2 separate regions of the Homo sapiens genome follow, and region 1 is linked to region 2. Evidence: chromatin loops called from intact Hi-C (ENCODE). Cell type or tissue: heart left ventricle. All regions are shown on one strand.

What was found. Peaks named below come from ENCODE experiments on the same cell type or tissue, not always from the same donor. Only the 100,000 strongest peaks of a DNase experiment are listed, where the experiment ranks them.
Region 1: a loop joins it to region 2, with 6 times the contacts of the local background. A loop is called at or near these places in 8 of 110 quality-filtered maps.

Annotation. Positions count from the first base shown.
Region 1 is chr16:49,404,419-49,412,418 of GRCh38, reverse strand. It overlaps LOC105371244 (a long non-coding RNA gene), which reads left to right. Exons shown (of 8, transcript XR_001752167.2): 4 at 836-1,011; 5 at 1,548-1,602; 6 at 1,719-1,748; 7 at 2,954-3,070. Among named protein-coding and RNA genes, the nearest start is that of C16orf78, 35 kb to the right of the region's middle. In heart left ventricle, a CTCF peak has its summit at 4,313 (motif pointing left); DNase peaks (open chromatin) are centred at 2,110 and 4,268.
Region 2 is chr16:49,752,104-49,760,103 of GRCh38, reverse strand. All of the region lies in intron 2 of ZNF423 (zinc finger protein 423), which reads left to right. Among named protein-coding and RNA genes, the nearest start is that of ZNF423, 100 kb to the left of the region's middle. RefSeq lists enhancers at 4,835-5,493, 5,494-6,152. In heart left ventricle, a CTCF peak has its summit at 4,654; a DNase peak (open chromatin) is centred at 5,124; H3K4me3 peaks cover 739 bases; H3K27ac peaks cover 2,061 bases; H3K27me3 peaks cover 376 bases.

The sequences.
Region 1 (8,000 bases), 350 kb after region 2:
TACATATTTTTAAAGGCTTATTTAAGGACTGTTTCCCCAACTAAGCTGTAAACTTATGGAACCATGTCTGTCTTTGCTCATCATTGCAGTGGGGTGGTGAGCCCATCCCTTGTCCTGTGGGAAGAGCTCAGTGCATGTTTGCTGCAAGTTGACTGAATGCTTGAGTAAATGAGTGATTTAAAGAGGACCCAGGTTTATCATCAAAATGCCTGGCTTAATGCTGGCTCGGTAGCTTCCTAACTGTGCACTTGGACAGGTCCCTTCCCTTCTCTGGGCATCAGCTTCCCCATCAGTAAAATAAGGATAAAATCTTTCCTTTTGCAGAGTTGCAGTGGGCATCTGATGGTGGAAAATAAGTGAAAACATTTTGTAGCTCAGAGGCAAACGCTGCCAGTGGTGATTATTGGTGTGATTTCTCCCCTTTTCTCTGCTGCAGGGCTGGGAGCTGTTCAAGCAGAGGTTTCACTTTTCTGGAGCTTTTGAAGGCTCTGGGACACAGACTGCCCTCCTGAGCTTGGGGGCCAGGGGGAATTTTATCTTGGATTCGGGTTGGTTTGGGGGATGCTAGCAGGCTGGTGTTCAGTGCGGGGCCCAGAGGGTGCATGCCGGGAGTGGGCAGCTGCTCCTCCCCTCCTGCCTGGGTCCAGGGTGGCAGCCTCTCCACTGCTGGGGCCCTGTGGGGAGGGGGCCTGAGGTCCTGGGTACTGAGCCCTGCCCATGGGAGGCATGCACGTGACTCTGGCCTTGAACATTTAGGATGCAGCGTGGCATCACTGCCTGCATGGGTGAGGAGGGAGGGGCCACTGTGTGCTGCACTCCTTTGTTGTTTCTACAGCTGGGGCCAGGCAGCCCCTTCCCTTTGGGGATTTGAACCCCTGGAGCCCGTTTCCCTACAAGGTGGTCCTTCTCTGGCCAGTGAAGCCTGCCTAATGCACCCTGGGGAGGCTGATGCCTTAAGCAAAGTGGCTCGAGCCGGCCCTGCTGAAGCTGATCCCAGCTGGCCTGGAGCGGGTAGGAATTTGTGTGTGTGTTGTAGCAGGGGATTGGGGGAGCTCAGGAATGGCCAAGTGCAATGGCAGGACCCTGACTGGCTGTTACCAATCCCAGAAAGGGGCACGGAATGGTGGGGCTGGCCAAGACCCAGTGACTCCGGGAAACAGAGAGCTCCACTCCCCTGTCCCCTGACTCTCAGCTGGGGTGGGTGGCAGGGCCCAGCAGGAGTCAGGCCTTTCTCCCAGAAGGGCAGGGCCCATAACTTGTCCTCCTAGAGGGCCAGTTCACTGGGGAAGATGGGTCCTGGTTGCAGAGAAACCAGGCCCATTCTCCCTTGGCAGCCAGAGATCTTGAGTTGTGGGGGCAGGAAGCAGAGGAGGGCCTGGGAGTAGGTCCCCCACAGGCAGGTGGGGCTTGGGAAGCTTGAGAGTCTTTTTCTGCCCACTCTCCTGTGCTGTCCCCATTCAACCACTCAGCAAAGCTAGATTCCACCCACTTCCCATCTCCCGCCTTTGCCTGGGGTGCCCTCATCCCACCTTTTATTTCCCTACAAGGTCCAATGCAAATGTCACCACCTCTGCAAGTACCCCTGTGACTCCTCCAGAGAAGGTCAGTTGCTGCCCCTTCTTGGGTCCTACCCTCTTTTTTTCCCCCCATTACTAGGGTGTTCTTAGGTGAGTAATTATGAATTAACGAGGGCATTGTTTTCTTCTGTCTTCCTCTAGACTGTGAGCTCCAAAGACATCATCATTGTGGTCAGTATCTGTCATTCCTGCCTGCCTTGCCTCCAGGTCTGCTTCCTTCTGTAATGGCACCTGTGGTCTCCAGTCCTCACCATGGCCCCCAGTGATGCTTGGCTCCTGGTCTCCACACCCTTGTGTTGTTCCCTCCCACACTGACCAGGGCTGAGTTGTGTGACTAACAGGACATTACAGAAGTGAGGCAATGCAGCAGGGTGTGTGACTTCCCAGGGGACAGCAACAAGGGCCCTCTAGCTTCTGCCCTGTTCCCTTTTGGGCTGGTTGCTCAGGCGAAGCCAACCGCCATGTTGTCAGGACACTCAAGTAGCCCCATGAAGAGGCCCATGTGGAGAGGTGTTGAAACCTTCAGCCAACAGCCAGCACCAGCTGGCCAGCTGTGAGACTAAGCCACCTTGGAAACGGATCCTCCAGCCCAGCCAGTCCTTTGGATGACTGCAGCTCTGCTGACAGATTGACACCAACCTCATCACAGACCCAGCTACCCCACTGTGTTCCTGACCCACAGGAACCATGTGGGATGATACATATTTGTTATTGTTTGGGGAGAAATTATTAGCCAGCAAAAGAACCAATAAGTATCTCAGTTCTCCTCAGAAACTACCCTTCGTCCACTGTGTGTGGCCTTGGTAGAACTGGCACTTTAGGTGCTCCATCTTCCCTGGGCCAAGGGATGGGGGCCTTGACCCTAGAGAGGACAATGAGACCCTCTTTCTGGAATTTGTATCTTGAACCAGAGAGACTAGACCAGGAAATGATTGGACTGATTTCCAGAAGCTACTTGACATCACGCACACACACGTAGGAACACACACACACATATACGTATATACATATATACATATAAACACACACGTATGCACACCACATGCACATGCACCAATACATATATAAACATACATACATATACACATGCACATATATTTTCCTTTTTTTGCCAAAGTTAGGTGCAGCCATTGCTAGCATCATCTTCACATGTCATCAGAAACCACACCACTCATATTAGGCCCTGGAACACACGTCATTCAGTAAGTGCTCAACCAGTGCATATTGGGTAAATTAAAATCCTAGAAATAAGAATGAAGTCAGGGCTGCTTCTTGTGATTTTGACTTGTGTTTTGTTCATCGTCTTGGAGAAGATTTTGAAAGCCTGAGATTGATGACCTTTGTTCTCTGTCTCCCTCCCTTGCCCACCTTCCCAGAGGAGAGTAGCTTTGCGCTCAGTTACCTGCCACAGAAAGGTTCTGCTGCCAAGCAGGGAGTTGAAGGGATCTGCAGACAGCCTGCCTGTGTTGGTCTGGAAGCCCATGCTCTTTGAGGTGAGAACTGGGGTGAGAGGAAGGCATAAGCCTCAGAAGAAAGCATGGCAGTGGTGGGGGTAGGGGGTAGAGAAGTGGTTGTTGTGAGTGGAGACTTTGTGAACTTTTTGGGCTGTGACCTGCAGCAATTCAGCAGTGACCAGTATAGGTTGGCACCTACCCCAAGGTATTGCTCTGTCCAGGACCTTGGGGGTGTAAGAGACGGAGCCCCACTAAGGGATGGAAATTGAATTTCCACCAGTCCAGCTCAACAGGGGCATGAAATCAGATTTTTAGTGATTTGATTTAGGGGGCTCTGCCATTTCTCCTATACTCAAGTTTGTGGAATAAGTCTCAAAGCTACTACAGTGGCAGGAATTTTCATTTTTTGGTCTTTGTTCATTACTGTATTACGAAGCCTGGCACATTGCCTAAAACACAGTAGGCACTCAATAAATGTTAGTGCTTAAAGGCACATGTAGAAAATGAAAATTTCCTGGGTGCCTGCTAAGTGCTAGAGACTCTTGAAACTTCCCTTGGATTCTTCTTTTCACGCCAACACTTGAAACTTGGTATTTTCTTTCACATTTTATTTCTCCTCCCTTCCTTCCTTCATTTCTTCCTTCTTCCCTTCCCAATCCTTTTCCAGCTGTCTGAATGTATTTGCATGTGTTCTTGTAAGCAGTGTGTTGTTGTATGTGTGTATTTTCAGTTTGTGTTAAGACTAGAGTGTCCCTTCTCATCCTGTTTCCCATCTTTTTCACTCACCTTGTTTTGCCATCCACCAGCACCCAGACATTCCTGCCAGTGCTAGTGTCCTTAAATAGATCTCCTGGGATAGAACTTTGGAATATACGTCCAGGAGTGGGGCTGCTTGCTAGGTCCCTGCAGTGTCCATGTGTAATTTAACCTAGAGCGGCTGCAGTGGCCCACACTCCTACTGCAAGGCATGAAGCTTCCTTCGTTTCCACGTCTGTGCCAACATTGGCCTTCCCTAGCTTTCTAACATGTTTCAGTCTCATAGAGTGGTACCTCATGGTTATTTTAACTTGCATTTCTTGCCCCGATTTGGAGGAAAAGAATTGAAGTCTCAGAAAAGTGATGTTAGTGAGTAGCTGGGCTTGTGTTCATCTACCCGAGGCTTAGGCTCGAGGGCCCGGCTTCCCCTTGGATAGGCTGACGGCTCTGCCAGCAGCCGGGCCAGACAGCGTGGACACCGTCAGGAGAGTAGCCTTCTGCTGTGATAGAGCCCCACCTGGTGGCGCAGGAAGGGAAGGGGAAGGGGAAGGGCAAGAGGAGGGAAAGAAATGGAAGGGGAGAAATTTACTCCAGCAGCTGCACAAGGCCACGCCCTGCCACAGTCATTGCACACCTGGAGGACATGCGCCAGGCCTTAAGGGACTTAGGTTTAGCCTCTGCCTCTGGGAGGTGGAAGGAACTAGAATAGCTTCACCATTGAGGAGCCTATTGTTTTTAGCAAACGAAACCGGAACTTTTTTTTAAACAAAAAACACTTAGTATATTTCTTTTTAAAATGTACTTTTAACTAAAGTACAATATACCCATATAAAGGGCATAAATCCCAAGTGCACAGCTCAATGAATTTTCTAAGCTAACTGGCCTCCGGTGGATCACATACCCCCTCTTCCAAGGATAGCCACCATCCTGACTTCCAACACTATAGATTAGGTCTAGGTTCTATTTTTTTTTTTTTTTGGCCTGGGTTGAAGGTTGTATAAATGGAACTCCACAGGTGTTCTTTTTTGTATTTTGCTACTTTTGCAGAATACGTTGTGTATAATGCATCCGTATTGTTTGGTCATTCTTGTTTTCATGCGGTATTCCATTGCATGATTATACTGCAAGATATGCTTTCTACTGTTGACTGATGGATATTTGGGTTGATTCCAGTTCTTGGTTATATAGAATAAAGTTGCTGCAAAAGTTAGCACATGTCTATTGGTGCACACATCCATTGGCGCACACGTCTATTGGTGTACACGTCCATTGGTGCACACGTCCATTGGCGCATACGTCCATTGGTTCATACATCCATTGGCGCACATGTCCATTAACACACACGTCTATTGGTGCACACGTTCATTGGCGCACACGTCCATTGATGCACACGTCTATTGATGCACACGTTCATTGGCGCACACGTCTATTGATGCACACGTCTATTGGCGCACACGTCCATTGGCACACACATCTATTGGCGCACACGTCTATTGGCGCACACGTCCATTGGCACACACATCTATTGGCGCACACGTTCATTGGTGCACACGTCTATTGGTGCACACGTCTATTGGTGCACACATCCATTGGTGCACACGTCTATTGGTGCACACGTCCATTGGTGCTTACATCTATTGGTGCACATGTGCATGCAGTTCTGTTCAGTATGTATGCATAGGAAATACCAGACCATAGAGGAGTGTATATTCAACTTTACTGGATGCTCCCAGTTTTCCTAAGTGGTTGTGCCAACCTGCAGGGCAATGGCAAGAGTGTGAGAGTTCTGATTGCTCCAGATTCTCACCAATGGGCTTTGCCATTGCCAGTCTTCAGCCATTCTAGTGTGTGCGTAGTGATTCTGCATCGTGTTTTATAACTTGCATATCCTGATGATTAATGACATTTTTTATGTTTATTGGTCACTTGGCTATCCTCTTTTGTGAAGTTTCTATACTAATAGAAGCTTTTGCCTATTTTTTCCACTGAGTGACCTGCCTTTTTCTTACCAATATATATAGGAGTTAAAAATATATCACCTGGATAGGAGTCCTTTGTCAGATATGTTGTCAGAAGAAATATCTTCTCTTGCTTGTGTTGCTGGCCTTTTCACTCTCTTAGTGATGTCTTGGATAAGTAGAAATTCTTTTCTTTTCTTGAGACAGGGTCTTGCTCTGTTGTCTAGGCTGGAGTGCAGTGGCATGATCGTGGCTCACTGCAGCCTTAACCTCCTGGGCTCAAGTGATCCTACCACCTCAGCCTCCTGAGTAGCTGGGACTACAGGCATCCACCACCATCCCTGGCTAATTAAATAAAGTTTCCTTTTGTATAGATAGGTCTTACTATGTTGCCCAGGCAGGTCTTGAACTCCTGGCCTCAAGTGTTCCTTCTACTTCAACCTCCTAAAGTGCTGGGATTACAAGTGTGAGTCGCTGCACCTGGCCAGAAATTCTGAATTCTAATATAATACAATTTATTACATTTTTCTTTTATTATTGGAGCTTGTTGTGTTGTGTTCAAAATCTTTTTGCCTACCCCAAGGTCATGGAGATTGTCATCTACCATTCTTCTAAAAACTTCCACAATCTGCATCCATCTGAAATTGATTTTTGCATATGGTGGGAAGCAGAGGGTCAATATTTTTTCCATATGGATATTTAATTGACCAGCCTGATTTATTGGAAAGACCATCATTTCTCCACTGCACCGCAGTGTCACCTTTGCCATAAACCAGGGGATAGTACACGTGTGAATCTGTTCCTGGTATATGTGTTTGTCTGTTTCTGTATCTGGTAGTAACTGTTTTAGGGAGTGCAATAGAATTATACTATTCGTAAGGCAATTTCAGAGTCTGTAAAACACCCGTTTAGAGTGTGCTGCAGGTGGTGCTGTCTGCTGATGGACGCTGGCTTGGGGTTGTCTGATAAAAATTCTTTTCTCAATGCAAGCTGTGAATCTTAGGACTCACTGTGGGCTCGCCTGGTCAGGATGTCAGGAACATGAATCTAAGGCTTCTTATGCTTGTGAGGTCCAAGAATAAAAGCACTCTGCACCCACAGAGGGAGCCATGTAGCCTCAGCTGTTTTGAGTGGGACAAGGTCTCTTCTCTGCTTTCATTTCCTTTCCCTTTTCCAGTTCACGCCGAACCCCAGAAAAACCTTCAGTCTGGCGCTACAGGTGCATCTGGTGTCTGAGAGGTGGGCTTCCCACAGCAGTTCCTCCTTGGAGGTTCTGGAGGCACCAAGCAATCTCTTGAGGATGTGGCATTCAGCTCAGCTGGGGCTGGGCTAGACCTCCTGCTAACGTTACTTCATGAACAGGGTTTTTGTGTTGATGTACAGGTCTCCAAACAGGGGCCTTGGGTTTGCAGAGGGAGAAGCTCCCCAGGCCTGGCTCTGAATGTACCACTGGAGAGGCAGTGGGATGGGCCTGCCTCCCAGGGCCATCAGCCTGGGGCTCAAGCTCTGGCACTTTCACTGGGCACAGATGGGCAGCAGGGTGTGGCTGTGGGGACAGGTCGAGGAGAGCGTTAAGCATGTGGGTTCCAGCAGCAACTCTACCATGAACTCAGGGGAATCATAGGGGGATACTCCACCCATCCCTGGGCCTCTGACTCCACCTTTGGTCTCTGTATTATGGGTTGGTTGTGTTCTTCCAAATGATGTGTGGAAGTTCTATCCCCTGATACCTGGGAATAATCTTATTTGGAAACAGAGACTTTACAGATATAATCATGTTAATAGAGTGGGCTCTAATGTAATAGGACTGGTGCCCTTAAAAAGAGACAGAGGCACATGGAGAAGAGGGCCCTGTGAAGATGGGGGCAGAGACTGGAGTTGTGCTGCCACAAGCCAAGGAATGCTTGTGGCTGCAAGAAGCTAAAGAGATAAGGAAGACTCTCCCCCAGAGGTTTTGGAGGGAGCATAGTCCTGCCAACATCTGGACTTTGGACTTCTACTCTCCAGAACTGTGAGAAAAATGCCTGGGCTGGGTGTTGTGGCTCACACCTGTAATCCCAGCACTTTGGGAGGCCAGAGCTGGAGGACTGCTTGAGTCCAGGGGTTTGAGACCAACTGGGCAACATGGTGAAGCCCTGTCTCTACAAAAAATAGCTGGGTGTGGTGGTACATGTCTGTAGTACCAGCTACTAGGGAGGCTGAGGTTGGAGGATTGCATAAACCCAGGAAGTCAAGGCTGCAGTGAGCTGTGATCA
Region 2 (8,000 bases):
CATCAATCCATCCACCCATTCATCCACTCATCTGTCCATTCAGTCATTAATCCATCCATCTACCCACCCCACCCACCCATCCACCCATTGATCTACCCATCCATTCACCCATTCACTAAGCAAACACTAGGCACTGGGGTTACAGTGTAAGCAAGTCTAAAGTGATCCTGGCCCTTGGAGCTACAGCCCAGGGGAACACCCACAACTCGCAATCTCTCTAAAGAGAACCAGGGCCAAAGGGCAGGTGCAGCAGGGACCCTAGTCTCATCTGCACAGACAGGGCCACCTCCTGTGACGTCTGAAGGAGGTTGTGGAATTACACAAAAAAGGACTTTACACTTGGAATGTTAGGCACCCAACACATTCCAAACTTACAACACTTCCAGAGTTTTGGGATCTTAACTCTAAGCTGTCACAGGGGTTAAAAGCAGGAAGTTTCAGAGGGTGTCTGGATTTGCAGAAGTGCAACTCCATGCTTTTCAACAGCCATTGCCCTGCAAAGCGCACTCCTGGCTGAGAACTTTCATGAGTATGTGCTGCTCCTGAGGCTGCTGTGGTCCCGCCAGGGTTGTCTGTTAGGGTCTGTAGCACCTATCTGTAAGTTGACCCTGGGCTGGCTAGATGTCACCCTGCAGCCATTCGCTGGCTCTTGGGTTGCATTGCACCTAGGCAAGGGGATAGCAAGCTTTCCTTTTTTTTTTTTCTGAGGTGGCGTCTCGCCCTGTCACCCAGGCTGGAGTGCAGTGGCTCGATCTTGGCTCACCGCAACCTCCGCCTCCCGGGTTCAAGCGATTCTCCTGCCCCAGCCTCCCGAGTAGCTGGAATTACAGGTGTGCACCAACACACCCAGCTGATTTTTTGTATTTTTAGTAGAGATGGGGTTTCACCGTGTTGGCCAAGATGGTCTCGAACTCCTGGCCTCGTGATCTGCCCGTCTTGGCCTCCCAAGGTGCTGGGATTACAGGCGTGAGCCACAGCCACCATGCCCAGCCAGCAAGCTTTCCTTTTATTATTTTTTTAAAAATATGGTTTTATTGCAAAATGAAACACAGATCTAGAAACCCACAAAGTCAATGTAGAACTTAGTGAATTTTTATAAGGTGAACGCCATTGAAACCACTTCCCAGGTCTAGAAATAGAACTTTGCAAGCTACTTCGGAAGGCTTATCCTTGTTCCCCATCCCTGTTTCTCCTTCCAGAAAGAATCACTAGCTTGACTTTTATGGTGATCACACCCTTGCTTTGTTTTAAAGTTCTGTCACTCACGTGTGTACCCCTTGCCACTATAATTTAGACTTGGAGTGCCATTCTTTAAGGAACATGAGGGAGTAATTTTTTTTTGTAGTGATGATTATTTTACTTTTTTTGGAGACCACTCTGTCGCCCAGGCTGGGAGTGCAGTGGTGCCATCATAGCTCACTGCAGCTTCAAACTCCTAGACTCAAGCGATCCTCTCATCTCAGCCTCCCTAGTAGCTGGGACTGCAGGTGCATGCCACCATGCCTGGATATTTTTTAAAATTTTTGTAGAGATGGGGTCTTACTATGTGGTTCAGGTTGGTCTTGAAGTCCTGGCTTCAAGCGATTCTCCCTACTTAGCCCTCCAAGTAGCTGGAATTACAGGTGTGAGTCACCATGCCCAGCTGATTATTTTAAAAATTCTTTTGGTCAGGCGCAGTGGCTCACCCCTGTAATCCCAATACTTTGGGAGGCTGAGGGGGGTGGATCACTTGAGTCCAGGAGTTCCAGACCAGCCTGGCCAACATGACGAAACCCTGTCTCTATTAAAAATACAAAGATTAGCCAGGCATGGTGGCGGGTGCCTATAATCCCAGCTACTCGGGAGGCCGAGGCAGGAGAATCGCATGAACCCAGGAGGCGGAGGTTGTAGTGAGCTAAGATCATGCCACTGCACTCCAGCCTCGGTGACAGAGCGAGACCCTGTCTCAAAAAAACAAATTCCTTTCTAACAATTCCTGATCTGGAAGCTTCTGGTGATTAGGCTCCCGGGTAAACCATTTTCTACCTTTGGCAGGTGAAGGCGAGGCAGGAAGTGCCTACCATTTAGCAGGTGTTCACTCAGAGTTTGATGAGAGGCTGGAGATGCCAGGGATGTTTTACAGTCACCTGGGGAGGAGGTACCGCAGTCCTGAACCAGGGTGACCACAGGCAGGGGGACCAACAGTGTGGAGGGGAGGAGCCGAGGGCGGGTCAGGGGAGGATTAACATGAGGGGAAAGGAGATCCTGTGCGTCATTCTTTCTTTCCCTTTCTTTCCCCTTCAGTACACTGGGGGAAATTAATCTCCCACCTGCCACGGCAGGGAAACCTGAGTTTGCTGTTGGGGCTGTCCAGGGCACGTGGGGTGTTTGTCTTTGAGGCCTTTCTTCACCAGAATTGATGACAGGGGTGTATTTCCTGCTGAGCCGGGCTCCTCACCCCACCCAAGGGGGATTTGGAGGCAGGTGGTCACGTGTCTGGCTTGGTTTGGGTGTCCACAATAGCCTGAGGGATGTGTTGAATTTTAGAAGTTACTGACAGGTGAGTTCTATGGGAGAGGGCTATGGTGATTTTCAAATGCTGGGTCAACAGCATTCTGCAGTCCTCACCATGCAGGTGCTCCTCATGTCCTGGAAACTTAACTTCAAGCAGGTGGCTGATCAAGCCTTGCTGTTGGTAGGAGCAGGGGGCTGGCCTCCTTATTCACCTAATCTTCTCTACATGGGAACAGGATAGTGGTTTTATGACTCATTACTGAAGGCTCCCTTTGTTAGAAGTTCAGACTGTAGGAGATGTCGGTGTAGCCAGTTTTAAGCTGAGTCAGGAAGAGCATCACGAACCTATGGAATCTCCAATAGCACATGGAAACAGGAAAAAATGAGAATGGAAATTCTTGGCCTCATTTATAAATAAGCGTTGATTAAAAGTCTATTTTTTTGTCTTTGTTGTGGAGGACACAGGAGTGTTGGATTCAGTCCCAACATTGCACAGCGTAATGGAAAAGAAATAACTGTCATTGTGCATCGTGACAAGTAATTTATAAGAAAAACAAAAACACTTGCACAGGGCCAGTTGTCTATTGTGTGTTGGTGACACAAAATGGGACTTCTCACTATAGTTAGGTGGGGTTTCTGTCTTTTGGCAGGACTTTGGCTTTTAAAAGTGCCACACACTCTAGAAGAAAACAAGGAATTATGCAGCCATGTGGACATGGGTTCTGAGGCCTGTTCATGTCTGCCCCTCCCCGCGCATGCTGGCTTCCCCCCGCCATCTCGCAATGGACTTGTCCTCAGGGGTGCTCACAAGTGTCCGAACTCATCATGGGTGCTTCCCCCTGTTCTCAGCCCACCCATGACCCGTGCCTTTTTGCCCGTGTGCCCTGGGAGGTGGTGATGGTTGCCACCTCCTCCTTTCCATGCAGGTGAGAGCTGGGCTGGATGAGGTGGTCTCTTAGGTCCCTTCCAACTTGAAGCTTCCCTGGGTCCAAGCTTAAGGGATGGGCAGGGACCTTTCGAGACACGCATTTGGTGGGAAGATGCCCCTGAAAGGTGCCATGGAGTCATCTGTGGCAGTCCGGGTGCTCTTTGTCTAGGCCAGTGTTGGAACTCCGGGGAGGGGTCCAATTCCGTATCAGTGTGGCGGGGACTGGCCTTCCAAAAGGCTGTTTTCCAAGCGCTTGATGTTCATGCTGTTTTCATTCTAAGATGTGTATTTTGTCATTGCCTAACATTTCTGAAATTGGGAAGCATTTTAATGTCTGTATGTGTGTTTAATAAAATGACAGTCCCTCCAAAGAGAGAGCTGTCATTAAGATAGTGGTGGGCCACACACTTAGAGCCTCTTAGACCTCACAGGCTGTCGTAACTGGTGATAGGCGGCCTGGGCTGATGCAGGCTGCCCCCAGGATTCAAAACAGCAAGTCCGTTTTGAAAACCCTTGTCTCTGAAACCTTCCAGTCATCTCTGTGGGCTGTCATCTAATTTTGCTTAAACACTGCATTTGCCTCCCCTCCCTCACTCACAAACCTCCAGTGGCTCCCTATTTCTTCTACCTGAACCTTGGACTCAGCCTGGCTTTCAGTCTGGCCCCTGCATCATTCTTTCTGCCTCAATCAGCCACTCACCCAGTTCCTTTCCAGTAGGAAGATTTCATGATCTCCTCCGAGGCAGGGCCGTCTCTGACTCCACCGGGTCCCTAGCACAGGGTCTTCGGGTGGCAGGCATTCCGGCAACACTTGTTGGCTGATGCATTGATGTGGCTGCAGCTCAGACCTGAAGTCCTTTGGGCATTTTATTACCATCAGCATCTGGGCAGTGTAACTCGAGGATTAACAGAGTTATAGGAGAAAACTCCACTCTAAGAATGGCTAATTATTATTATTTTTTAACCAACTACAATTTACAGAGGGTTCGTAGAGGCACAAAAGAGCACACACCCTGTAAACGAGGGTTAATGAGAAAGCTTCCCGATAGCTTGTGCTTCATCAGCAACAGAACAGCGTGTAAATAAATCTAATTTCTCTCCAACTCAACTCGTCACAGGCTTAATTACCGCAGCCACAATGTGTGCATGTGTGTGTTTTTTTCATTAGCGAAAGAGGGTCATTATTAGCCATGTCTGGTAAGAATTATGATGAAGAGCCTGGCTTACCCTCGATAGGTGTCCTCAGAGAGCAGAAATGAACTTTCCTTGTGAACTAAAGAGTTCCCAATTAAGGTGGTTTGGAGGAAGCAGGAAGCGGCAAGCAGATTAGAAAAAGATTACAGAAACGGGAAAGCGGGCGAGGAGGCGGGAGGGTTCTGGTGGGCTCGGTTAATGACCGAGGGAGGAAGGTTTTCTTCTGGGGGCTGTGCCCTCTTTTCCCGCCTGCTTTGTTATTTGCTTGCCCAGAAATCCTGGGGGCTCCGAGACCCCTCCTGGGGTCCTGTCTTGCATTCTGGCTCCAGAGAGCTGAAAATGAGACTTGCACTTGTGGGGGGACAGGGCTTGACCGCTCCCAGCCACCTCTTTTCGATGGCTTTTCACACCTCCCTCCCCTCCTGCTGAGGAGGGAGGCAGGGGAGAGCGTGCCGCTGCCACCGCGGAAGATAGCCGCACCGGCGGACTGTTGCAGTGAGTGTATTGTTCTAGAAAGAAATAGCTGAAAACCCTGAGTCAGAAATTAGTTAACACAAAGGAAGTTGAACCCTACAGGCCAAGTTCCAATTGTCTGCAGGAAGTGCCCTGCCCAGGGGGCCCTTTGAGGGAGGATTTAAGTCCATTCTGCCTGGCACTCTGTACACAATGTTGGCAAAAAAAGTTTTTTCTTTCCTTCCGACCCCAGGCCCGCAAGCCCCCCATAATGATTGCTTTCCTCATTAAGCAGTGCAGGAGGCCGCACTTTGAGGTGCAAATACATCTCTAGTGATTGAGAAATGCAGGCGGCTTCTCCGGCTTGGTGCACATGTGTTACGGCTGCTGAGACGCTGTCTGTCCCTGAGGCAGCCCGAGCTGCCCCTCCATCCCTTGCACTGGGCATAGGGCAGACCTGACAGCTTTCATAGTGGAAGAGGACCTGGAAGCCTCTTCTGGGTCTGAGGGTCCCTAGCATGTCTTCTTCTAGGTCCTGCTTGGATGCCTCCAGGGATGGGAGTCTCATCTCATTCCAAAGCAGCTTGATCCCTATTGGCAGCCCTGATGATCACATTTACTGAGCACTTACTGAGTGCCTATAATTACTTAATTAAACAAACATTATTGAGAATCTCTTCTGGACCAGGCACTGTGCTAGGCATCGGGGATTAATCAATGACCCTGGATGGAGGTTTCCTGCCCTCTTGGAGCTTACGCCAGATTGAATGCAGGAGGGAACTGATAAATGCAATGATGAATGCTTTGAAAACTAAAAGTGTGTAGAGAGAGGGCAGGTTAGGTGGGGGCAATGCCACTGCCTTGCTCAACAAGGAGGAGTTACTAAAGCCAAACTTCTCCCCGTTTCTTTATGAAACCCCACCTGACCTGGCCTTGGGTTGGGGCCTTTGCATAAACAAACTATTCTTCCTCCACCTTTTAATGCCTGGCTTTTTTTTTTTTTTTTGACGGAGTCTTGCTCTTGTCGCCCAGGCTGGAGTGTAGTGGCGCAATCTCAGCTCTCTGCACCCTTCTCCTCCCGTGTTCAAGTGATTCTCCTGCCTCAGCCTCTGGAGTAGCTGGGATTACAGGCGCCCGCCACCATTCCCAGCTAATTTTTGTACTTTTAGTAGAGACGGGGTTTTGCCATGTTGGCCAGGCTGGTCTCGAACTCCTGACCTCAGGTGATCCGCCCGCCTTGGCCTCCCAAAGTGCTGGGATTACAGGCATGAACCACCATGCCCAGCCAAATGCCTGGCTTCCTCGTGCCATTCAAGTGTTTGCTCAAATGTCCTTTCTCCAGAGAGGCCTTTTTTGATAGCCAGAGCTGAAGCTGCCTCTTTGCTTTTCAACAGTTCCTGTCCTAACACCTTTTATTGTTTTTTTTTTTTTTTTAAATAGGGTCTTACTCTGTTGCCCAGGCTGGAGTGCAGTGGTGCAGTCACAGCTCGCTGCAGCCTCTAACTCCTGGGATCAAGTAGTCCTCCTGCTTTAGCCTTCCAAGTAGCTGGGACTACAGGTGCACATCACCACGCCTGGCTAATTTTTTTTTTTTTTTCTGTAGACAGGGTCTTGCTATGTTGCCCAGGCTGGTCTTAAACTCCTGGGCTCAAGCAATCCTCCCACCTCAGCTTCGCAAAGTGCTAGTATTATAGGTGTGAGCCACCGCGCCTAGCCTCCTATCACCTTTGTTTCAATACTTGCCTTGCATTTATCACCCCCTGAGATTTTCTGATTATTATTATTTTGCTTTGAGACAGAGTCTTGCTCTGTTGCCCAGGATGGAGTGCAGTGGCATGATCTTGGCTCACTGCAACCTCTGCCTCCCGGGTTCAAGTGATTCTCCTGCCTCAGTCTCCCAAGTAGCTGGGACTACAGGCTCACGCCACCACGCCTGGCTAATTTTTGTATTTTTAGTAGAGATGGGGCTTCACCATGCTGGCCAGACTGGTGTTGAACTCTTGCCCTCAAGTGATCCACCTGCCTCAGCCTCCCAAAGTGCTGGGATTACAGGCGTGAGCCACTGTGCCTGGTCGATTTTCTGATGATTATATTCCTTGCTGCCTAGTGGATTTTGTCTCTGCGGTTGACTGCTGTGTTCCCAGCCCAGGACATTGCCTGGCACACAGCAGCCCCGCAGTCCTGACTTGTTGAGTGGGTGAGGACATGTGAGGCTCATGCTACCCTCTCTGTTACCTTGAATGAGCTCCACAGCAACCTCCCATTTTACAGATGAAGAAATGGAGGTTCAGAGAGGTTAAGTAATTAACCTAGGGTCACACGGGGATGCATCTCCAGTCAGTAGAAGGTCAAGCCCATGCCCTCAGTTGTCCCGATGAATTTGTGCAGGTTTTTTCTCCTCCTGATCAGCCCGTGGGGTCTGTTCTGTGCTCTGTGACCTCCTGGAGCAAGCCTGCTTGCTCTATGGGCCACCCTCCTGTGGTCCCTAGACAGTCTCCCTGGCCTCCCTGGGCTCCCCTTTGAAAAGGACAGGAGGCTTGGAGAGATATCCAGGGCTAGAGTTCTCTGGTGATGTTGCTATGGTCAGAAAGGGGGACCAGCCTTGCTCCCCCAGACCCCTACTGGGTCAAATGGCTGGTGCTGTGGATGCCCAGGTGGTTATGCAAGGGTTTCTGTGGCTGGGACACCGTCAGGAAGGGATGTTGAAGACCCCAGGCCCAAGCCATGTGGGGTGGGGGAGGGCCACTGGTGTGCACCCCCTCTCCCAATTCCGGTGTGCAGTTCTTGCCTGGGGGCCATGGAAGCCAGGCGAGGCATCAGGCCACCTGTTTGCAATGCCTTCCTGGGCCACGTCACGGGCACAGTGGCCCGCATTCTTTGATTCCTGAGGTAGTGAATATCAGGCAGGGGGAAATGTGGCCACACAATTCTG